Linked DNA regions of Mus musculus: regions 2 and 3 are each linked to region 1. Evidence: chromatin loops called from intact Hi-C (ENCODE). Cell type or tissue: heart. All regions are shown on one strand.

The links. Peaks named below come from ENCODE experiments on the same cell type or tissue, not always from the same donor. Only the 100,000 strongest peaks of a DNase experiment are listed, where the experiment ranks them.
Region 2: it touches region 1 in a loop (2.8-fold over the local background); 10 of 42 quality-filtered maps call a loop at or near these places.
Region 3: it touches region 1 in a loop (2.4-fold over the local background); 4 of 42 quality-filtered maps call a loop at or near these places.

What each region holds. Positions count from the first base shown.
Region 1 is chr13:81,780,457-81,788,456 of GRCm38, forward strand. Cetn3 (centrin 3) reads left to right here and starts at 2,791. Exons shown (of 5, transcript NM_007684.4): 1 at 2,791-2,901; 2 at 4,185-4,320; 3 at 6,387-6,501. The coding sequence starts at 2,885. In heart, no CTCF peak of the experiment used is centred here; DNase peaks (open chromatin) are centred at 2,745 and 3,255; H3K4me3 peaks cover 2,101 bases; H3K27ac peaks cover 2,187 bases.
Region 2 is chr13:83,526,086-83,534,085 of GRCm38, forward strand. The region is part of intron 1 of Mef2c (myocyte enhancer factor 2C); the gene reads left to right. Among named protein-coding and RNA genes, the nearest start is that of Mef2c, 5.3 kb to the left of the region's middle. In heart, CTCF peaks have their summits at 3,338 and 6,120; DNase peaks (open chromatin) are centred at 4,046 and 6,086; H3K4me3 peaks cover 2,314 bases; H3K27ac peaks cover 2,267 bases.
Region 3 is chr13:81,706,467-81,714,466 of GRCm38, forward strand. Polr3g (polymerase (RNA) III (DNA directed) polypeptide G) reads right to left here and starts at 4,547. Exons shown (of 8, transcript NM_001081176.1): 1 at 4,392-4,547. It overlaps Mblac2 (metallo-beta-lactamase domain containing 2), which reads left to right and starts at 4,951. Exons shown (of 2, transcript NM_028372.1): 1 at 4,951-5,516. The coding sequence starts at 5,063. In heart, a CTCF peak has its summit at 4,685; DNase peaks (open chromatin) are centred at 4,635 and 4,775; H3K4me3 peaks cover 3,428 bases; H3K27ac peaks cover 2,311 bases.

The DNA.
Region 1 (8,000 bases):
GAGTTCTACATCTTCATCTGAAGGCTGCTAGCTGAATACTCAGTTCCAGGCAGCTAGGACTAGGATATTAAAGCCCATACCCACAGTGACACATCTACTCCAACCAGGCCACACCTCCTAATAGTGCCATTCCTTGGCCCAAGCATATATAATCCATCACAACTTGTGAAATGTTTTCATTTAATATTGCTTCTAGGTAGGGAGGGTATGGGGGACTTTTGGGATAGCATTTGAAATATAAATGAAGAAAATACCTAATAAACAAAATAATATTGCTTCTAGGACAAATTCCTATAAGCTTGGTAGGCTAAAACATTCTCCAGATTAGGTATATAGGTATAGCGTTGTATAAGTAATTTGCTTAGGGTCTTGCAATTCCTCCCTAGGTATAAGTGATGCCATCCCCCATTCTGGAGGCTGTTGAAGATGAGTGTGCTTTCTGAGACTGTTACTCCAAATCAGTTCCCTGCCTTTGTTCGATTGAGGGTCCCACTTTTCTTTTTGAAGGCCATTTTATGACTTTAAAAGAAAAACAGCAGGATAGGCAAGTTGTCTTAATAGCTTCTCAGAGAAGGTGGGAGAAGCAGCTAAAGACCAATGGATTTGAGTGTCTGCAAGAGTTTTTAGCATGCTGAAGATTTTTGCTAGTTACTTTTGCTACAAAATAAAAATTATAATTATCATGCGTTGAATTTAAAGCACGGAAATTAGCTCAAGAATCTTAAAAAAAAACTTGCACAAAAATCCAAGTGGATCAAATATGTTTTAGTTGTAGAAACAGAATTTTATTTGATTACTTTTGTCTATATTGACCAAATCCAGTTCTCCAACTTTTGGTCACTTTTAGTTACTTTTATTTTCTTTGAAATAATTTAAATTTAACTATGTATTAGAAGCATCAAATTTATAATAATTATTGTGTGTGTGCATGTGGGCCACAGCCATGGCACGCGTGTGGTGTCAGAAGACCATTGTTTGAGGTTGGTTCTCTCTTTTCACAATGGGTTTCCAGTGGGGTTGCAAGGCAGGAGAATACAACTTCCCTCATCAGGCTTGTATGAGAAATACTTTTAAGCAAAACTTTCTTTTAAAGTATTAAGTAATAATTTCTTCTTTATTTCACTTCCTAGAAGAATGTGAAATTTATGTGTTTCAAGAAAATTCTTCATATTAAATGAGAATATTTTACCAGCTTTTTAATTCTATCAAAGTTCCATTAAAAAAAATCTCATTATATTATTTCTCAGTAATTTATTCCTTCTAGTTTAGTTTATTTTGTCCTTTGTTTCAAACATCTCCATGTAAATGGTTTATTTTCACCTTTATTTAATACTTTTCTTCTTAGGCTTGGTTTTACAATCTTAAAATTTTAGTAGTTTTTTTTTTCACTAGTGTTCTTTAGTATACATATGACGTAATCTAATTTCCTTTTTTTGTTTGTTTGTTTGTTTTTTCGAGACAAGGTTTCTCTGTGTAGCCCTGGCTGCCCTGGAACTCACTCTGTAGACCAGGCTGGCCTCGAACTCAGAAATTCACCTGCCTCTGCCTCCCAAGTGCTGAGATTAAAGGCGTGAGCCACCACTGCTTGGCCTAATTTCCTTTTAAACTTGTTAGTAAAAGTACTTAATTTTTATATTTTAGGCAGGGTCTACTACTAGTCCTGGCTGGCCTGCAATTCACAATGTAAAGAATTCAAAGATCTGCTTACATGTCTCTTGGGTGCTGGGATTAAACATGTGTAGCACCATGCCCAGTTGAGTTCTTCAACATTTTTCTACTTTGGTTTTGGGAGTGCTATCATTTAGCTATTACTTTTTAGCTTTATCCCAATCCTTTACTTGTCCAAATTCCTATCTACACTCTAGCTTAACTCATGCATAGCCAATTACACAGCGTCCTTCGTTCACATATAAGCTTACATACAGTATTTGCCGTTTCTAATTCCTAGCCCCAGTTTATTGTATTTATACCGATAAGCACTGCAGGTTAGCTCAGTAGTTTCCAAGTTTTCCACAATAATACCTCATTTTATGCATCAAATATTTATGGAGCACCTAAGTTCCAGATATTTTGTTTGGTACAAATACTCGTGTAAACAGAACCCTGGCCTTGAAGACAGTCAGTCTCGCTCGCAGTCTGATGATCTAAGTAAACTTTAAGAGGCTTGGTGGGCAGTGAAGATAAGACGCACATAAACACTTTATAGCACTAGAAAATGAGAAGCAGAAGCAAGCACACATTTCCAATCGCACAGAAGAAAAGGGTGGTTTGGCTAGTCTCATTGTAAATGACCTAACAAAACAGCAAAACGAGAAGCCTAATCCATAATCCAGCCTGCCTTAAAATCACTTGGGAGATGTACGGGGGAGAACGCTTAGCTTGGTCCTCACTGAACTAAGAATAAAGAATGTCGCCTTTAGATTTAAGTTTCTCAGGTGCACCGGCCACCTAAAATTGTACATCTTTTCGCAGACCTGGTTCCCCAATAAACTGCTCCCTCGTTCTGAGCAGGCTGCTTGGGCTGGCCTTTTCCCTTCCCTCGGTCGACGCCGTGCATGTCACGCGTGGGGCCTCGCCTTGCCTGCCTGAGTCTCGCGTGGTGACTCTAATACGCGCGCAAGGGAGTCGGGAAAGAACCTGGCCAATCCAGGGAGCCAGACTGACAACCAGGGCCAAAAAATGTGTACTTGATTGACATGAATGCTGACCAATGAAAAAAGAAGAGCAGCGACGCTTCCGCCCCAATAGGCCGGCTGTTGGCAATTTCAGCCAATCGCGCCCAGAAACTTGTCTGGTGGGTGGTCCCCGAGGCGTGGAGGTTGGTGGCTGTTGAGCGGTTCCCGTGGTAAAGTCCCCGAGTGGAACATCTCTGTCGGAAGAGAGAATGAGTTTAGCTCTGAGGTCGGTAACGAGGAGGCCGTGCCTCCGTCCCCCCAGAGGGCCAGGGCGGGTGTGGACGGGAGACCGGGTCGGGGGCGGGTGCCCAGCGCCGAGCACCAGACCTCGGCGGTTCCCGCCTCCGGGCACCGCCGCAGCCCGAGTGAAGTCTCGCGAGGTTTCCCTCACGCGACTGCGGGACTCAGCCCTGGTTGCCTGATTCCCCCTGGAAAGTCGCAGGAGCGCTCGCCTTTCTCCCCGGGCCCCGAGGCACGCTGTGCTCTAGGCGTCTCGGGTGGAGCTCGTTTCCGTGACACCGTCCTTTCACTTCCGTCCATCCCTCCCCTCATTGGCTCCTCACCTTGCCCATCTACAGTTAAAGGTGCCCCGGGCGGGCCGCGCCGCGCCGCCCCTTTGGCTCCGCAGGGTGACGAAGGAGGCGGGAGCTGGCGTGGGGGTGTGGCGAGTGGGGGCAGCCGGGGTCACGTGGGCCACTGGGCCGGCGTCCCTGAGCCCGACGGCGTCCAGACGTAAATAGCGCGAGCAGTTAGTTAGCCGAGTTTCAAGGGTTTGAGGTTTAAAGCTTCCATCTTTTAGAACGTGCGGATACACGTGCTGTATCCTCGTTTACACATTTGGACCGCTTTTTGCATTGGCAGCTTTTGAAGGCAGACATTTTCAGATCCAAGTGCCCTTTTTAGATTTTTCTTTAAGCTTCTCCAGAGTTTTAAGACGTTTAACCTATCGTTTACATGTTAAGTGAGAGTTAAAACACTTTTAAACATCACGTAGACTTAAGCACGACTATTAGATGCTGTGATTTTTTTTTTTTTTTTTTTTTGGTGTCTAGTATTTGAATGTTTAGACCCTTTTATATTTTGCCTGGCTAATATCAGTGGAATAAAACCACAAAGCAGTGTTACAAATGTATAATCTAAAAACATTTTGAGCTTACAGTGCAAAAGTAATCTTTTAAGTTTTATGGTTGTTTTTTTGTAGTAATTGTGAGAATTTATAAGCTGTCCAAAATCAAGTCTATTCTGGTTGATTGTTTTGTTCTTTATTTTTGGTAGATGACATTGTTTTGTTCTTTATTTTTGGTAGATGACATGAATAATATGTATGGTGTTTTCGGTGCTTTTGACTTTGTTTAGGATTTCTCTTATAAAAGTACATTTGACTACAGGACATTGATTTAGGGGCAGTTCCTTTATTTGCCAGGCTACTCTGCTTTGTTAAAATTTAGAAAATGAATCTTTGTCCTAAGATGGGTTAAAGTGGCCTAAAGACATTTTTCTGTGTCCTAGAGGTGAGCTTGTAGTAGACAAAACAAAAAGGAAAAAACGAAGAGAGCTCTCTGAAGAACAGAAGCAAGAAATTAAAGATGCTTTTGAGCTGTTTGATACCGACAAAGACCAAGCCATAGATTATCATGAATTAAAGGTAACAGGGGACTTTTAAGACCCATTTTTGTTTAACTCAATTGCATTTGTGACTGTTGCTTTAAAGTCTATTTTAGAAGCTTGTCTCGGAACTGTGAGGCTGTTTGTAGTGCCCACCCACAGGTGGTACAAGAAAACAGTACAAACAGAATATGGCTTGTAGAACCTTGTATTTAAGTGCGTAATGATGGAAAGTGTAACTTCTCCATTCACCCAGTTAAAGGGAGAGTCCTTAGCATGCTCTTCCCACTGCTGTTTTCCTCTGTGGGATGGTATATAGCTCAGCTTTTTAAAACACGATGTTTGTGGCCTATGCTTGTTGCTTGTGCAGACCTGTACATTCCATGTGTATCATGTGCAGTGTAGAGTACGGCCTTGTGTGCCTTCCAACACTGTTGCCTTGAGACAGACTGTCTCATTGAATTGGAAGTTCAGTACTTCTGAACTAGGTTGGCTAGAGAGTGAACTCTGGGGTCACTCCAATCAACACACCTCTGTCACTGGCACCTGCAGCCAGGCCTGTCTTTTTACATGAGTGCTGGGGATTTGAACTCTGGTCCTCAAGATTGCAGGGCGAGGAGCACTCTTACTCACTGAGCTATCTCTGTAGTGCAACCTAAAAAGTTTTGAGATGGAGAGATAGTTGCCTTTGCTCAGACATTTCTGAGATTGAGCTTTTAATTTTTAAAATAGTACTAACACACTCTTAGTGTGCTCGTCTCTGTTACAAAGGATATAAATTGTCTGATGCCTAATGTTGCTATGTGCTGAGGGAAAATACCCAATTTAAGGATTAAAATTACGAGTAAAGATCGAGGGGGAAATTTGTTATGAACACATTTCTTATGTTCAACCCAGTGAGAAAGATAACATTTGATATCTTAAATGTTAACTGTAGTTTTAAATTGGGCAACATTGTAGGTGATTTTTAAGCATTTCAAGTAGGGGTAGATAGAAACTGAGGTGAGAGGATAGACTATCTGAAAGTATTACAGGCCTGAAGCTGGGGCCTCAATATTGAGGCCCTCTGTTCGCTCCTTCCCCATCCCACTTGTGTCTTGCTGCCGCTCCCTCCCGTGCAGTCTGAGTCCGTCCTGTACAGTGTCTCGCCATTTGTTGGCATTGACTGTTTCGGTTTGGGACTTGGTTTCACAGCTCGAGCTTCCTCCTTTTCTATTCGTCTTTACACTACCCTTACATATCTATCTTTCTTGAATTCTTTGACCATGTTGTTAGCTCATAAGCCTTTCCTGGCTTCCTCTGCGTTTGTTGCCCTTTGATGCGGCTGTCTCCACTACCTCCACTTGTTACTGATTACTTCTGCTCAGAGCCTCCCTGCCTGGAGAAGGTGGCAGCTCTGCTCACAGCCCTCAGTCCCAGGTTTTGTCTCCCATCCTTTCCACCAGCTCTTCCCCTGTTTAGTAAGGGATGTCTGACATAAAGACTTCACTAACTAGTGACACAGCTCTCCTTTCCTGGTACTAGTAGCAGTTTTCTGTTTAAACTCAGTCATCTGAAACTAATTGTACCATAGTAGCTAATTATGTATGCTCTGGTGGGAAAGCCGATTGCTTGCTTGTTTGTTGAGAAAGGATCTTAATGTGTATCCTATACTAGTCTCAAACTTATGACAATCCTGTCTCAGTCTCCTGAGTGATAAGATTATAAAATTCCACTGTGTCAACCATGGAGGCCTGAAATTTTTCTGCTTTTTTTCCCTGCTTTTATGCTTTTGTCTAGCCTTTTAATAGTTGTGATATGTCTTTATTCCCTTGGTAACAAATAGTTATCTTTGTATTTAGTGCATCGTTTTATATATTTTTTGTAAATTCTTTTTAATTAGTTGGTCATATAAAACAGCAAAATGCCAATGAAAATAATTTCTATTTATTTTCAAAGTGAAAAACCAGGATGTTTCATAGTCTTAAGTTAGAGGTAAAAATACAGAATAATTGTGCTTTAGTAATCTGCTGTTGTCTTTTAAGATGGAAAACTTCCTTAGAAATCACTGATGACTTCTTTTGTAAGTAGTGCTTTACAATTTGTTTTTCCTTTTTAATCCAAAAGGTGGCAATGAGAGCCTTGGGCTTTGATGTGAAAAAGGCTGATGTGTTGAAGATTCTTAAAGATTATGACAGAGAAGCCACTGGCAAGATCACATTTGAAGATTTTAATGAAGTTGGTATGTACTTAGTCGCCTTTATACCCAGTACTTGTTGGAAAATTACGAGATTTTTGTATGTTTTCAAAAGAAAAAACATATTTCTAGCTATACTGTGAGAATTAGTGTTGGCTTTTGATGATTTCTTGAACGAGGAATTGTTGTCTAGATTTTATGGTTTATTAAAATTAATCACTAAAGGGTAACCAAAAATTATTTCTTGCCAGTAAAATAGAAGATTTAGTATCCTGATGTTTAAGATTATTAGTGAAGACTGCTGTGCGCTGTGACTTTTGTTAGTACAGTGGAGAGAAGAAGGAAGTAGGACATGGTGTCTTGGTGGGAGATGGGGACATGAAGTCCATCTTGTTAAGTTGACAGCTTGTTAGGCTCTGTACTCACTAACCTTAATCTCAGGGACAGTGCTGTGCTGTAAAGTTGAGACAACAGCAACGACACTGTTGTGAGGGATGTCTTTGGCAGGGTAGAAATAGGAGCACTTAGGAAATGCCACCTGAAGATGGTGGCAGCTTACTGTAGTTGGATCTTGGATAGTGATCTTAATGAGTTACTCAGGATGAGTTACTCAGGGTGTATACAGTTAAAGATTTTTCAATAGAAGATTCTGGAAGGCTAGGAATTGGCTACTGTAACTTAATTATATTGCTTACAGTGTTATATAGACATTATATGAATTATTTTGTTAAGTTACTGACCAATGATACCATTTTAGGGGTCATAATCTAAGCATGTAGTTATTTTCATATATTAAAAAATTAAAACTAATACAATTATATGTATATACAAAACCTTTATTTAAATATTAAAGACATAATACAGGAAAGAAAAGAAATGGAATGAGAAGGCAGATCCCCCCCCTTAGGAAACTCATAAGAGCACCACAGTGAAGTTAGCACAGGCTACCTTGGAACCAGATTCCAGGCTTCAGATCTGGGTTCTGACTCTGTAACTTGGTTAGTTTACTTGTCTGTGACTCGTTTTCATCGATGAAATGGGGACCAGTGTAATGTGGTTTCTGGGAGGTATGTGGGTGATGAGCATGTGAAATGTTAAGCACTGTACTGGATAGTAAGAGCTACTAAATGCTGGTGTTGGGATTAAGAGTAGTCCCAGCACTCAGCACAAAGAAGTAACCCAGGCTCTGGAAGTTTGAAGTCCACCTGGTCTGCATGAGGAACCCCAGGCCAGACAGGGCCAATGAGACCCTGTCTCCAAGCAAAACACTCCAAGAGTTTGTGCCAGGCAGAGAAAATAGTGCTTCCTTTGATGCAGAATGCATTTGTATTGTTGGGACATTAAAACATTCTATTCTATAATCTCATTGTTTTATTTTCTGTCTTTAACTTTTGAAGGCTATTTTAAGCATTATTATTCAGAGTTTTGTAAAACATTTTTTCATAAGTACTATTCTAAGTATTGCAGATTTTTATATTTTACTACTTCAGAACAGAGTTTCATATCACCTAAACCTTAGCTTTATGGACCATTTGTTGTTGCCT
Region 2 (8,000 bases), 1.7 Mb after region 1:
TGTATGTAGAATCAGGCTGTTTGCCAGTTCTTTAACTGGTCCTTGGTGGAGAATTGCTTTAAGACAAAGTGCATTTTACTATCGTTAATGTGATAGTAACTCTAAGGGTAACTGCCTTATGAAATGCTTCGTGACTATATGTGTTCTCTAAGTGCTGTAAAGAAAACTCCAGTCGCATTTCCATGCCTTTCCAGAAGAGTGGCCCGGCTCCCTCCACAGGCACCTTGCAATGGAATTGTGTTGCAGAGTAAAAACGTTTGTGTGGGGCATAGTAATCCCCCTCCCCTAGAGATTTGCTGGGACTTGAAATGTGACCACCTGTGAGCCACACTTAACCTTGAAGCCATACCGATTTTCAATTTATAGATAAAATTTCTCATTTAATTTAAAAAATAATGTCAGTTTGGCTAGTCTTAAAAGTAGTTCAATATGTATAAGTATGGCACCAATGGTATGCTTGTGCAGCTATTGAGTCAATTACAAAAATGCAGGCAATAAACCACGTTATTATCATCTAGTATAAGCATATTAATTATTGAATTTAAAAGTAGCCCTAAAGCAAGTGCATGGCAGGTAAAATGAGTTGTCCTTAAGTCCCATCACAAGTGGGAAAAAAATTCCTGAAATCAATGAGGTTTTGTACTATTTAAAGGATAATACATTTAATCCTGTATCGGATTCTGATCTTTACTCTAAAAGTATTCATTGATGCATACTTAACATATAATTAAAAAAAAAATTGGTACCCAAGTTAAAGGGCCAGTAGTTGGCAGTTATCTTTACTTCAAATTGTGCTGAACTTTATTTTTTAAAAAATGCTTTTCTTATTACTATGATTCACAGTTTGAGAATGTGTTATGCAGTTCTCACACTCCTTATTAGAAGCAGTGTTTTAACTTCATTCATTCACTACGCTATTTACATCTTAGTTGGTGTGCATGTGAATACATTGAAGGGTAATATTAAGGTGTGCTATTAATTTAATATAAATGTTTTTGGTATTGGTGGAAATAACAAATGACCATGTCATAATAAGCAACTTTCCACCCTTTCAAAGTTAGTCATATTTTTAAAGTATGTAATCGTGAACATTAACTTTCCCAAGCAGAGATACTAATTAACCACAGCAAACTTCAGTAACCAAGAGTTGTTATAATGTTCTTTATTTTTTGCTTTATAAACAAGTTAATTTTGTAGAACTCTACTCATTCTAATAAAAAATAACTATCTGATGATTCCTGAAAATTGAATCCTAAAAAAAAAAACAATATACTCTATAGTTTTCAAATATTTTTTAGTTTTTCTCTGGCCTTCACCTTGCTCAGTGACTAAGTTGAACGGCATATAATTATGTCTTTCTAATAAATTATTCATTGTATTTAGATTTCTTTAATAGAGAACTATGCTGAATAACACTTTGGCAAATGTAAGCATTATCTTTTAAAACTTTCTTCTAATTAGTGTAGTATATTTTGTGGGTTTTATTTTCCAACTCTTGGTGCAATATATTTTTTGAGTCTATGAAATCTCAGAAAGGGACAAAAAATGGGGAAATGTCTATACAGTAATAATTGTATTATATAACAAAAAATAGTTATTAAACAGAGAGCCAAGGTTTTCAGAACATGATTCCAAGCAACATGGAGAAATTTAGTGTGTAGTTAAAGATCAGAACCTCACAGCATGGACTGAAGAAGGATTGCTGATTAATTTTTAACTTTTTAAAATGACAGCTTTTAGAATAATGCCTCCCAAATGAATATCTAAACTGAAAAAGCATGCATATTCCTTTTACACATATATAGTGATGGTTTGGACCAAATGAAAGGCTTTATCGACGATGCTTAGTGAGTGTAACATATGAAGAAGAGCTGACTGGGATTTCATGCTCAGCACTGTGCCTTAATTCACAGACTCATGGTTGTTCCTGCATTCAGTAGAGCTTGACTGGGATTTGTCACCTTTAAGAAATCAAACCAGATTACAGAGGCAAGTCACAAAACCAACGCAACAGCGCTCTACACCTTACAAAAGGCAGATTACACAGTTCACATGTTATTCTGATAGAGCAAAGATAAAGGCTGATTGCTAAGGAACGGCAAGACACTCTGATTCGAAATGATTGCTAGATAACTATGCCACGACCCTGTTGCTTCGTCATTATAAAGAGCCACTTAAACAGCAGAAAACTCAGTTTTCAAATAATAGGCGCTCAGTAGTGTTTTTTCATTGCTTAAATTTGAAGTTCCATCAACTCTCTTTGAGCAGATATCAATTTGTCAATTTGTGTGAAGTGGTTACCATAAAGCTTAAAGGAATTAGGCATTTTCAGAAGTGTTGTGTAGAATGCAGAGTAGATTTGCCAAAATTAATATATCTTTATGGTATTGAAAAATTAAGCAGAAAATACATAATTGACAATATCCTGTATGTTGTTCTGTTACCAGGTGTATTCTTCAAGATGAGTAGTTACATAGTTATGATTCAATGCATTCAAAACATATCATGATAGGTGTTATTGGTAAATGAGACATATATATATATATATACATATACATTAATGTTTATTTTATGAATGTTACTTAAACATCATTTTTATGAAAATATAATACGTGGAGACTTTGTTAGAGAATAGTTTTGTTTTACCTGTAGCATTTTTAAAACTCAAACTTTCTAAACACCCAACACCACAGTAATTTCTTGCTTCTTTTAAAATTGAAGTCCTTTTTTACCCTACTGATGCCTCCTAGTGTCTCCCACAATAAAGCTCTAATGAGTCATCCATAACTGTAAACATTGCACTTTCACTGCCTGCATCTTCTGTGATACATAAAATTCATATTTATGTGTTTAATTTTCTGTGCGTTACTATAATAAGATAGAATACTTTAGTGAATGAGATGTTTCATCTGTGGATTTATGGTATGAAGGTTTACTTCGACCTTAACAATATTCTGCTAAGTGTAATAAGTTTATACCTTCGGTTGAAATTCATATCATCCTTCCTTATAGTCACTATTATTGCAAATGAAAAATAGCAGATCTTCCATTTTGTAGACCTGGAAATTAGATAGAGTTCATCATTGAATGGCCGATGAGAAATGGTTAAAAGAGCTTATTGTTTCATTTAAGAAGACCCCCTCAAGAGTTAACAACTTTTGTTAACTGCATGTCTTCACACATGCAAATCTCTATGTGAATATTGCATTTCAAAGGTTAAAAAAATAAAAGGAAGGGAAAGATAAGTGTTACTTATAAAATAGCAAAAGAAAAACTTGGTTAGGGGGAAAATGTCTCTATGTAGTGGAAAGAGGTTTACTAGAACATAACTTCTCAGGACCCACAGGGCACTCTCATGTGGTAGACACTAGTGGACATCAATTTTACTGCAAGGTTTATGTCCTTAGTCTCATAGCAGTGAGTGACATGCTTGCATATCTGTGACTTCTTGCAACTCTGATTCTACCTAAGACAATTGCCATTTGATTTTATAATTTTTTTCTTTAGTATAGTTATGAAAGGGGACATTCTCCTAATAGTTCCAAATTCAAGTGCAAAAGATTTTAACATCTCTGGGCCTCCTGGGTTGTCTCAGTGCATATCGCATTCTTGACTTTCACTAATACAGTGTTCTGAGGATCCAAGTGCATATGTTAGACCTGAGCTTAATTAGTTGTTACACTTACATGTGGGGGGGAGGCAAAAGAGGGTAGAAGGAGGGAGGGAGAGACAGAGACAGAGAGAGAGACAGAGAGAAGCAGAGAGACAGAGACAGAGGAAGAGACACAAAGAGAGAGACAGAGGGAGACAGACAGAGAGAGACACAACGGGAGAGACACGTGGTAGGGTGTGAAATAGCCACCCCTGATTAAAAAGTACACAGAATATTAGCAAAATTTGCCTATTGATTATTTTGTCCTAAGTTATTCCGTGATACAGTGCCATTACAATTCTCGTCTTGTTGGACAAATTTCAAAGAATGTAAGGGGTGTGTTTCTTTCGTTTAAGGAAGCAAACATCTAGGAAGGGGTGGGCCTTTCCCACAGGAGCCGCATTTCTTCCCCTGGAGAGCTGAAGCAAATCTGTAGTATGTGAGAGACTGGCCCATAAGAAACAGAATGATTTGTAGTGATCTGTTCTAGTTAGTGAGCAAAGCAAACCAGAAAGAGTTTTTCCTCTGAAAAACAGCTCCTGTCTGCCGCTTAATACTCAGTGCTGAAAACGGACCATAAAACAAAACAGAGCAAAGAAACAAAGAAATCACATTTATAGTGTTTGTGCTCACAACTATATAGTACATTGAGATAATTTTGACAACTTCACATTGTGTATAGCATTAAGATGTAGAAATCAAACGTGTTATACACATACATTTTCCAACCCCATTGTGAGGCTATGGAGGTAGCATATGACAAAGAATGCTACAGTAAAATATAAGAATACCGAAAGGACAATCTGACATGATGTTATTTCGTACTTTCTTGCTCTCACTGCACAAAGAAAAGGCATATTCATGCTAAGAAAGGAGTTTCTATTACCTGTTATATAAACCCATGGTCTAGCCTCATTGGCAAAACAAGTGACATTTGCTTTCACTACAATGTATCTGCTATACATTTCTATCCAATCTCTGTTACTTGTTTTATTTGAAAGTATAGCTGGTATAAACAAAATTCAGAGTGCACATAAAAATAATTTTCTGAGGGCATTATATAGGAAATCAGTGTCATGACAAGAAATAAAGGCAGTAAACTTATTACAAAGAAAATCTGTAGAAATCAGTACTATTTAAGAAGGGACACCTTTGAAAGACTTTATTCATTCTTAATGCAAAAAATTTGAAATGAATGGAGTAATGGTGTTCAGCCTGCTTATTGAATGGCCGTGCAAGACTTCAAGCAATGGTTTAAATAAAGTCCCTTCAACTTGTGTGAGTGACTGGAGGAAGCGGGCTTTGAAGCAGTCCCTAGTGGGAACCTGATTTTTTTTCAACTTATCCTGAGAGTCTCTTGGTTTTCTTCCTGCAACTTGTAATAGATAAGATAAATATGAAGATGCGTACATACGTTGTTTATAGATGCTGTGAATTTCTAGCCTGTTGAATTTTAAAAGTGTTAGATATGGTTCTTTGTTAGAGGATGTAAACTGCTTAAAAGAAAAACAACCAAAACCAGCATATTTTTTAATATATCTGTAATCTTTTCAGCAAGCTATAATGATAGCAAAAGAACACAACCATTCCCCAAACCCCAAATATTGGCATATTTGGCTTAAATTTGCTCAGTTTTTATGAAATTAGACAGCAGATTTGTCAATATAAATATAAGGAAATTTGCCTAGTAGGGTAATAAAGTTGACTTTCAGTTCTTAGATCATAATTAATTGTTGACCCTGCATAAGGTGTATAACAAGCCATTCTGGAAAGCTGATGTTTTTAATGGAACTTGAAGGCTTGGGATCTCTTTATAGTCATTTTGAAGATGTGGTTATTTAGCTGAAATATTCACTGGACATTTTATTTTTATAAATCATGGTCACACAAGGAAGGCTTTATAGGACAGACTACCTAATTGCAGTCAAGGATCTCTTTAGTGAATGAACACACACAGAAGAACACATATTTTAAGAATATAATGGTCTTGTATTTTTTTCAAATTACCACACTTTTTATATCAGAACAAAACATATGTGTCAAGGCAGATGTTTTAAGTTATACCTTTCATGTAGGTGAGTCTGTAAATATACAATTCGACTTAAATGGCTTTGTGGGAAGGTAGTTTGGGGAATTTAAAAAGGAAGCTCTCAGTTACTGTGGTTTCAACTCTTTCTTACAAAAAAAAAAAAAGAAGAAGAAGAAGAAGAAGATGGTAGTTACACTCAGGATAAAGAAAGAGAAATAAACTCTTTTAATTCTTTTTAACATGCCCATAGTTCCTGCGGTAGAGCTTATTTTTATTCTTGTGTGTATGCAGGGCAGGTACTGGCAGCGGGCTACAAAATGAAAACTTGCTGGCTGCCAACCAGACACAGTGCAGAGCATCACATCATAAACTTCCCTCCCCTTCTCTGAGTGATTTCAGCCCTAAGCAATGTCCTTCGCCTTCAGCGTAGGCTGAGCAGCAGAGGGCCTCCTTCCTGAGCAGGCTTTGGGAAAGGAAAGGCTCAGTGTTTCCCTTCTTCAACTTGAAAGTCTGCCTCTTAAATCTCTAAGGCACGAACTGCAAACTGGATTCACTATGTTCCCTTTTTCTTCCTATATAGTGGTTTAAAATGAATCAAACAATAGGTGTGAGTTATTAAACGGGACTCACTACCTCCCCACCCCCTACCTACAGAGTACATGAAGGCCTGATCAGATATCTGTGGCGCTTTTTGTTGTCGCACAAAGAAAAAATATAATGGTTTCTTTTCACTGAAACTTTTGCATTATATTGCAGATAGGCCAGACCATTTTGTGATGCAAATTAACATCAAAGGTGTTTTTTTTTTCCTGCCTATCACAGGAAGTAGATGCTCCATCACAATATATGGTTCTACCGTGATTTTTTTTATTGATAATCATTCACATTTTTAATAATTATTAGGTCAAATTACAGAGTAATTTGAGAGAAAACATGAGAGTGACTTGATTATTACTTCGTTAAGTAAGCTGATTTCTAAACATCTGCATTTTTGTCCTTGCACGTGGAACTGTGGTCTGAAAGGTCTACTTCTCTTTGGCATGTAAAGTAACAAATGTTTAAAAGTAGCTTGTAATTGCTAGTTACACTTTGAACCTTTACCAATGGGCTTTTTAATTTTAAATCGTATTAAAAATAATTTCTGGCTGCCAGGGCAGTGGGCACTTATTTGTGAGAGGTGGGGTCTGATTATTGCCAGCACACCTTTCTAAAACTAGCCTTCACCTTTGGAAATATATTAAATGGGACCTTCAGGAAACAGTGTTTCTACATAATAAATATTTGTTCCACCTTTATTTTTAAACTAAATTATTGCTTTCACAATGTCCTTATAGAATGTAAGTCTTAGTAACAAACTAAACCAATTATTAATCACCTAAATACCATTTACTAAACACCCCCAAAAGTAAATATAACTTTATGTTCCTTTAAAATCGATAAAATGGATTATTTTTAATTTTATTTAAATGTCAAGGGCAACTATCTATCTGTCAATACCAGTACATACATTTTTATAACAAAAATATTAAAGCAGTAATATAACATATCTCTTTAGAAAATGTAAAAGGAATGTCATGAGAATGTCTGTGGGCCAGAGCCATCTAGCAAGAGAGAAAAAATATTGAACTTTGATGTATATGTTGTAAATATAGACAGGAGAATAATTTAGACATTCCATTAAATATTATGTGAACCTTTGATTTTTGCTTTAATTTTAAAACTTAGAATGAGATTTGTTTTCTTGGAATAGTGCAAAATGATAAGAGTCTAAATCACACCTCCAATAAACATTGTTCCACCCACTGTCAAGTTTCAAGTGTGGGAATTTTAAATAGAAAATACACTATCTTGATATTTAAATATTATACAAACTATTCTTCAGTTTAAAGCCTGAATCTCTTGGAGTTGCACCTAATAGGTAGTTTGCCCCATCAAGCATTTTAGACATTTTAAACTTTATTAACTAACAACTTCGTCAAGGTGTCTGACTTCCATCTGAGAGACGACTTAGGAAAGGTTTCTGTGCTCAAGGATGTAGCCCTTTTCTCCCTGCTTTGTTAACTGTTAATAAGTCAAAATATGTAAAAACCAGTACTAATTCCATCTGAATTACTTTTCCTAAGTGAAAGCAGCAAAATTAGCAGTTTAAAAAAGCGAGTGTGCATGACTTCAATTATAGGATTTATTGAAAGCTACTTAAAGTTGGTATAGTTTAGTGGTTAAAGAAATATTGTTGCCTACATTTTCCTTGCACATTTGCACTTTTCTCTCTTTACACAAACTAAAAGCAATCTCCACAGTGACTTGAATAGAGTTCCA
Region 3 (8,000 bases), 74 kb before region 1:
TCTTGTTTAGTGTAGGATCTGCTTGCTCATCAGCACCACCTACGTGTGTCTACATCTGCTATTCCACCGTAGATTGCAAAATGTCGATATACATTTTTTTAAAAGCCTGCAGACTTGAGTGATGCATATATTTTTATAATTTTTCCATTTTGCTGATTGGAACTCTACTAGGGGTTGACTGTGCTCATACACGAGTTACCTTAAAAACAAAATCCATTAGGAAATTCATTTTCATTTCAAAGCTCATTCCATCTGTCTACTCTAAAAGACGTAAAATATCACAATGGCTTCATTCCCATTGCTGAGTCACTCTACCATGCTGATTCTACAGAAAGCTGGTCTTTCAAGTAGGACCTCTGCTGAGTAAAGGGGCTGACACCTTTGCTCAGCACCTGTAGGAGCCCAACAGGCAGGGACAAGACCACTGTGCTACCTGCCAGTCTAGAATATGTCACTAACTAGAGATTAGAAATAAATCTAGGAAAAGTTTACCAAACTTGCTTGATCAGAGGAATTAACTGGGAGATAAAAAATATAAATATAAAACATATTGAGTCCTGGGGAACACTTAGTTCTCAAACCTAATAAGCCAACATCTTTGAAGTTGGGCCCTGGAAATGGTTTGGGAAATTCACTCTAAGAGTATCTGACTTAACACTGTTTAATGGAATATTGTCCCAGAAATAAGCTCTGCAGACTCCAACTTCCTATTTTTATCTTGCAGTCATTGGGCATAAACTGATAACAACAGTAAATGTATCCGGCAGAGAATCCAATGCTAGCTTTTGAGACACATTGGTTACAAGGCGCACTGCCTACAAGCCATCCTACAGTTTGATGTCGCAGACAGGGTGCTCCCGTATATACAACACTTGGTTTCTTTTCTTTTTCTTTTTTTTTTTTTAATTTGGATATTTTCTTTATTTACATTTCAAATGTTATCCCCTTTCCAGGTTTCCCTCCCTCCCGGAAACACCCAATCACATCAACAGTGGGGAGGTGGGAGTGGGTGGAGGAACACTTGGTTTCTAAATTCATTTTCTTCCCCTGTAGCCAGAGACTGAATGGTGAAAGGAAAGGTTCACAAGTGAGGCCTAGGCGCCAATCACTTAAATCCTTATTTGATGTATTTATCTAATACATTGATTTTTTTTTTTTCTCAACCTGTCAGACTTTTTCAAGGGAAGGTGTGTGGCTGGGAGAAGAGGGGTTGAACCCAGAGCTTCACACACACACTGGTAAACGTCCACTACTAAACTTTAGTCTCAGTCTTCTAATTTCTATTTATTTACATATTTACTTCTTGAGGACAGACTTGATAGTTTCCCAGTGTGGACTTGAGCCCTTTCTACAGCCTAGGCAGGCCTTGAATTTATATCCTTCTGCTTCAATGTCCTTAATAGATGGGACATGGCCCCAGCTCCCAAACTTTGTGAATGAAGAGTTTTTTATTTCTCGATTTCCTCATTACCCAAATTTGTTTAGAACGGCCTAATCCAACTCAGTCATTTACTCAACTAGCTTTGATCCTTTTGGTCAGGCACCGAGCAACTCTTAATTCTTCCTTCAAAGCATCCGCTCCTTTGAGATATGTTGGCATCTCTATATACAATAAGTGACCCATTCCAAGGCTTCATTATTTGGTCCTGGCTAAACGAAGAATCACAGTAGATTCAACCTCCTTGCTTTGTAGAAGAGGAAATGGTTATAAAGGTCATCTGATCTCATCTCAAACAATTCCTACCAAAGGTGAGCGTACACAGGCGGAGGAAGGCCTTTCAATGCCCTACCTATATTTTACTTCTGGGAACACATGTCTAAAGTCATTGACAACCTATTTTTTTGTTTGTTTGTTTTTCCGAGACAGGGTTTCTCTGTAGAGCTCTGGCTATCCTGGAACTCACTTTGTAGTCCAGGTTGGCCTTGAACTCAGAAATCCGCCTGCCTCTGCCTCCCACGTGCTGAGATTAAAGGCGTGCACCACTACTGCCCGGCAACAACCTATTTTTTTAATCCCAGATCAATGAGGGAAATTGGCAACTGCAAAAAGTTCTGAATTTCAAAATCTTAAAATGTGTGTGGGTATGTGCGGAGAAATGCAGGTGCCCAGGCAGGTCAGAAGAGGATGCCAGGCCATCAGGGCTTGTGAGCCACTCGCTGTGGTCGCTAGGAACTGAACTCGGGTCGTCTTTCCAGCCCCAAATCTGAAATCGAAAACACTAGATCGACAAAGCAGCACTGCCACCATCACCTCAGGATGCTGCCTGACTGCCAGCTCAGAGTCCTGCCTCAAAACTTCCGTTCAGAATCTGTTCCAAGAGATCTGAAAATGGGCGTTGTTCAAGTCTCTCCAAACCAACTGTACACATAATCTCCTGGAAGATGGTGCGCTCACCTCTGCAATTCTTCCTAGATCTAAAATGTTGTGAGTTATAATTGTGACTGAAATGTAACATCCTCTTGTACACACAACCTTGCTCATTTAAATGTTCAAGTAGCTGGAGGCCAGGGGAGACAGCGAAAGCCAAGTCACAGTATCTTTCTGAAGAATGACCTAAACTTGCTCTAATCACGAGCCTGACTCATTCCACTCTGGCTGTCTCCTTTGATCACCTAACAGAAGACTATTAGCAGTGTGTTCTCTATTATTCCCCTTTTTTCTGCGTTAGCTCAGGCCTTTAACATCGACCCTCTGAAACATCGTAGGCATTTTATGTCCAGATAATTGTTATGTCCCTAACAATTCATCTCATCAATTTAACAGAAGGCTAATCGTCTGATATGTCATTCTCTTCAATTAACAGAGCTTAGGACATTTAACTTCTGCTTCTCACCAAGTAACTATCCACTGAGGTCTTGATAAAGACCCAACTCTAAGCCTAACCTCTGGGCCAAACCATCCTCTCACTGTTGGAAATACAGAGGCAAACAAAATAACATCTCTGCTTTTAATGGAGTTTACGATCGAGTATGGGAAGTGGGCAAAATATACTTTAGAGAACCTGTCAGAACCTGATAGGTGGTGTGAAAATGAAGCAGGAACCAGGCCAGAAAAACTAGTTGAAGAAGTTCTGCCTCTCTCAGGACTGTCTGAGCTTAAATGTAATTACGATGAGAAGCAGAGTCATACTGAAAAGTAGAAAACAAAGTGTCATTGGGAACTGTAGGTCCAAAGGACTCTAGAGCCTGCCACAAGCCAGATAGTCATCTCTGAATTCTTTCTGAGCTTATGGCCAAGAAACAACACTGTGCCATCTTACCGAGTGGCCCCCTTCTGCAGCAAAAACAAAGTACAGAGGGCACTGTGTTTCTCTGCAGAAAATGCATTCGATAAGGCCAGTGCAATCATTCACTAGTCCATCTATAAGTAGAATCCAATTTTTGCATTTTTTTTGCATTATATAACAAGTATTTGTGTACAGGTGTTAGCTTCCTCAGATTCTCGAGAACTCACATCAGACTTTTTTTTGTTTTTAAACAGTTTTCTGCTTGTCACACACCATTTAGCTGAGGCACTCGTGCTAAGAATGGTCCCAACTGCATAACCGATGAGATTAGCAAAATACTCAAAAGGGCAGTGACCTGCTCCTACACCCACCAGAGAGTTTTGGAGTGTTGGAAGTACAGTTCTCCCTCTAGGAAACTTATTAGGAGATACCACAGTAAGAATCTTCCTAATTATCCTTTATAATGCTCTCCCGTGGGTCTCTTTATAATTTCTGAAGGTTAGTCAAATTCTCAAAGGGATTTCTTAATCCGAAATAGATGTATCAATAGCTAGTGGTTGGGTGCAAGCGCAGGGACTTGATACTGACAGTGGGGGTGATTTCTGGTGGCTTGCAAGGCCACACCCAGTCCCTATCCACTTTTCATGTCCCCTCAAAGTGCTCCGCCTTTCCTTAAGCTCTAACTTTCTCTGCTCTCTTCAAAGAGCAAAGAACCACCCAGAACTATGACGGCCATTTAGGTTTTTCTTTTTAAAGAAAAATTTTATCACCAACCCCTCTCCTCACTATCAAGGGTGCCAACAATTAAGAAAACAGAAGCGACGGTAAGTATGCCCTTATCAGCAAACTGCCGCCAAACTTTGAATGAAGAAAAAACACAGTCGTCAGATTTGCATAGTCTTCTCTTGTAAGAGGATAAACTCCCTTCTTTCTCACTGAGAACAAACCCACCGGAAAGCTGGGAGATCTGGCTACGAAAACTTTAAACGGTTTGGAAGACCGCAGCAGCAGCTTTGGGGAGGTAGGGATACTTCCCAAAGTCACTCCAGAGGGGCTTTCATGAATGTTGGCTCCGGATACCCGGCCACCACGTTCTCCACGTGCCCCATCAACTCCCTTCTACCCTCTTCACCTCCTGCCCAGAACGGGATAGCTTCCAGTTACCTGCTAGCCAAGTCTCGAGGCTTGAGCACACGGTGCAGCAGAGGAAGCAAGAAAGCCGGCAGCCCCTCCAGCAAGGAGCCGCAGATTCTACCTCCGGAGTAGCGCGCCCCACACCGCACGCGGCTACGGCGCAGCAGAGCGCACTGGAAGCCCCGCCCACTCCCGCGAGGCCACACCCCCGGAAGAGAGCTTTTTAGCCCTTGGCAGGCGCCGTAGTCAGCCTCCAACAGGCTCGGCCTCACTCTGGGCTCCGGCGGCGAGTGCACAGCCCCCCGCTGCCCGTGTGGGGGCGGTCCTGTGTGTCGCTTCCCACGCATCTCTCCCGGCCCCTGCAGTAGAACCCCGAGCAGGGCAGCATTGCCCGGTGTCTCCTCCCCGCTTCAGCAGCCTGCGTTACTGCCTTGGTGCTGCGGCTGCAGAAGCTGCGGCAACTGGGGTGCAGCCTGCGCTCTGCGGCTCGGACGGGAGGGCGCGGAACAGGTGATCTGGGCAGTGTCGCAGCGTCCTATCCACGCTCCCTTCCGCATCCCCGCCCCTCGATCGCACCTCCTCCGGAGCTGAGAGTAGCTCCTCCGGCTCTGCAGCAACAGCAGCAGCAGCAGCAGCAGCGAGTCCTGGACTGCCTGTGGGAGGCACACCCACCTAGCCCGGCCGCACCCCTGCGCAGCAGCATGTCGGCGCTCGAGTGGTATGCCCACAAGTCTCTGGGCGATGGCATCTTCTGGATTCAAGAACGGTTCTACGAGTCAGGCAACCGGGCCAACATTTGGCTGGTGCGCGGCTCGGAGCAGGACGTGGTGATAGACACTGGCCTGGGGCTGCGCAGCCTTCCGGAGTACCTCTACTCCTCTGGCCTCTTGCAGGATTGCGGGTCTAAAGAGGATGCAGGACGCCGGCCACTGCTGGCCGTGGCCACCCACGTGCACTTCGATCACTCCGGCGGTCTCTATCAGTTCGACCAGGTGGCTGTGCACCGCGCCGAGGCCGAGGCCCTGGCTCGCGGGGACAACTTTGAGACCGTGACCTGGCTTTCTGACAGCGAGGTGGTGCGGGCGCCCAGCCCTGGCTGGAGGGCCAGGCAGTTCCGAGTGCAGGCAGTGCAACCCACCCTCATTCTGCAGGATGGTAATGGGCCCCGCGGGCGTGCGCTGTCACTGAGGGAGGGGCTTGGAGAGCGTGTACAGCATGTTACAGACCTCCTTGGCACTGTTGGGGTACAGTGCGGGAATACTCTGTTTCACCCTTTGCTGCGTGGAAGTCAGCTTAAGCAGAGACTAGGCCCTGGCAGGCTTCTCTGTCCGGAGATGCGCGCTGCTGCTGTGTGGCTGTCTCTTTGAAAGCTCACACCATCCCCAGTCAGTCAGCTACAGTAGTAACACTGCAGAGACTTGTGACTGGAGATTTTCCATTCTTTTCCCAAGTACCGGTTGAACATTTTCAGCTTTTGTAACGAGTAGGCTTTTAAGCAATGGCACCTTGGGAAGAGTGTTAGGCTCTGTGCTTTGAAAACTGCTGACTTCATCTGCCTCCTCACTTCACTGCATAGTGCCTATCCGGTCCACCTGTAGGCTTGGAAAGCTTTGGTTCCGTTTCATCCATCCTGACCTTTCGGATGGATTTGTTTGCTTATTGCCTCACAAGAAAAAAAAAAAAAAAGGCTTGACAGTGAACATAAAATATAGAAATATGACAAATATCTGGTCTGGATGAGAGCAAGGCCTAGGAAAGATCAATAAGGGAGTTGTTTCCGGTGGAGAAAGTGTGTGTGTTAATGAGGACTTCATTCTCTTGGTCCTAAGCAATTGATAGATTGGAGCAAAATAGACAGGGTCCCAGTCCCTTTCCCCTCATGCTGGAACTGCACTAACTGAACTGATTAGCAACAGCAGCAATATTTGATTTATCAATTTTATATTTTTGTCTTAGGATTTATTTATTTATTTACATCCCCAAAACTACTCCTGCTCCTGCTCCCTCCCTCACAGAGTCTCTCCTCCCATCCCCTCTTCTCTTCTCCTCCGAGAGGGTGGAGGCCCCTCTGGGTACCCCTCCCCCCAACACAGCACATAATCAAGTCTCTGCCAGATTAGGTGCATCCTCTCTCACTGAGGCCAGATAGGGCAGCCATGGAGCCTGAGGTGCTTGCCTGCTACCTATGTGCCTGGAACCTCTTTTCAGTCTGTGTGTTCTTTGGTTGGTGCTTCAGTCTCTGAGTGCCCCTAGGTTAGTTGACTCTCTTGGTCTTGCGCTGGAGCTCCCTTCCCCTTCTGGGCCTTCATTCTTCCCCCAACTCTTCCATAAGAGTCCCAGACCACCGTCCAATGTTTGGCTGTGGGTATCTGCATCTGTTTCAGTCCACTGCTGGATAGAGACTCTCAGAGGACAGGTATGCTAGGCTCCTGTCTGCAAGCATAACAGAGTATCATTCATTAATAACGTCAGGGATTAGTGCTTGTTCATGGAATTTTTCTATCCCTGCATTTCCTTTAGACAGGATAAATTTGGGGTCAAACTTTTGTGGGTGGGTTGATGTCCTTATCCCGCCACTGAGAGTTTTGTCTGGCTACAAGAGGTGGCCTCTGCTAGTTTCATGTCCCCACTGTTAGGAATCTTGGCTAAGCTCACCCTCATTGACTTTCTGGGAGCCTCCTCTATGGGACACCCTAGAGATTCTCCCCTCCCCCAACTTACACCCCCATCCCCACAGCTGAAGATTTACATTCATTCTCCTGGCCCTCTGACCTTCTCTCCTGTCTATCCCTGTACTTGATCCTACCCCACCCCACCCCTCACACCATTCTGTGTACTTCTTGAGTACATACCATGCATGTCCTTTTGGGTCTGAGTTACCTCACTCAGGATGATATTTTCTAGTTCCATCCATTGGCCTGTAAAATTCATGATGTCCTTGGTTTTTGGTTTTTTTGTTTGTTTTTTGTTTTTGTTTTTGTTTTTGTTTTGAGACAGGGTTTCTCTGTGTAGCCCTGGAACTCACTCTGTAGACCAGGCTGGCCTCAAACTCAGAAATCCGCCTGCCTCTGCCTCCCAAGTGCTGGGATTAAAGGCGTGTGCCACCACACCTGGCTTGATGTCCTTGTTTTTAACAGTAGGGTACTATTCATTTGTGTAAATGAACCACATTTTCTGTATTCATTCTTCAGTTGAAGGACATCTGGGTTGGTTCCAGTTTCTGGCTCTTATGAATAAAGCTGATATGAACATAGTGGAGCATGTGACCTTGTGGTATGTTGGAGCATCTTTTGGGTATATGCCCAGGAGTGGTATAGCTTGGTGATATAGGTAGAACTATTTCCAGTTTTCTGAGAAACAGACACATTGATTTCTAGAGTGTTTGTCCAAGTTTGCAATCCCACTATCAATGGAGAATGTTCCTCTTTTTCCACATCCTCTCCAGCATGTGCTATTGCTTGTGTTTTTGACCTTAGCCATTCTGACTGGTGTAAGGTAGACTCTCAGGGTTGATTTGATATGCATTTCCCTGATGATTAAGGATATTGAACATTTCTTTAAGTACTTCACAGACTTTCAAGATTCTTCTGTTGAGAATTCTCTGTTTAGCTCTATACTCCATTTTTAAAGATTTATTAT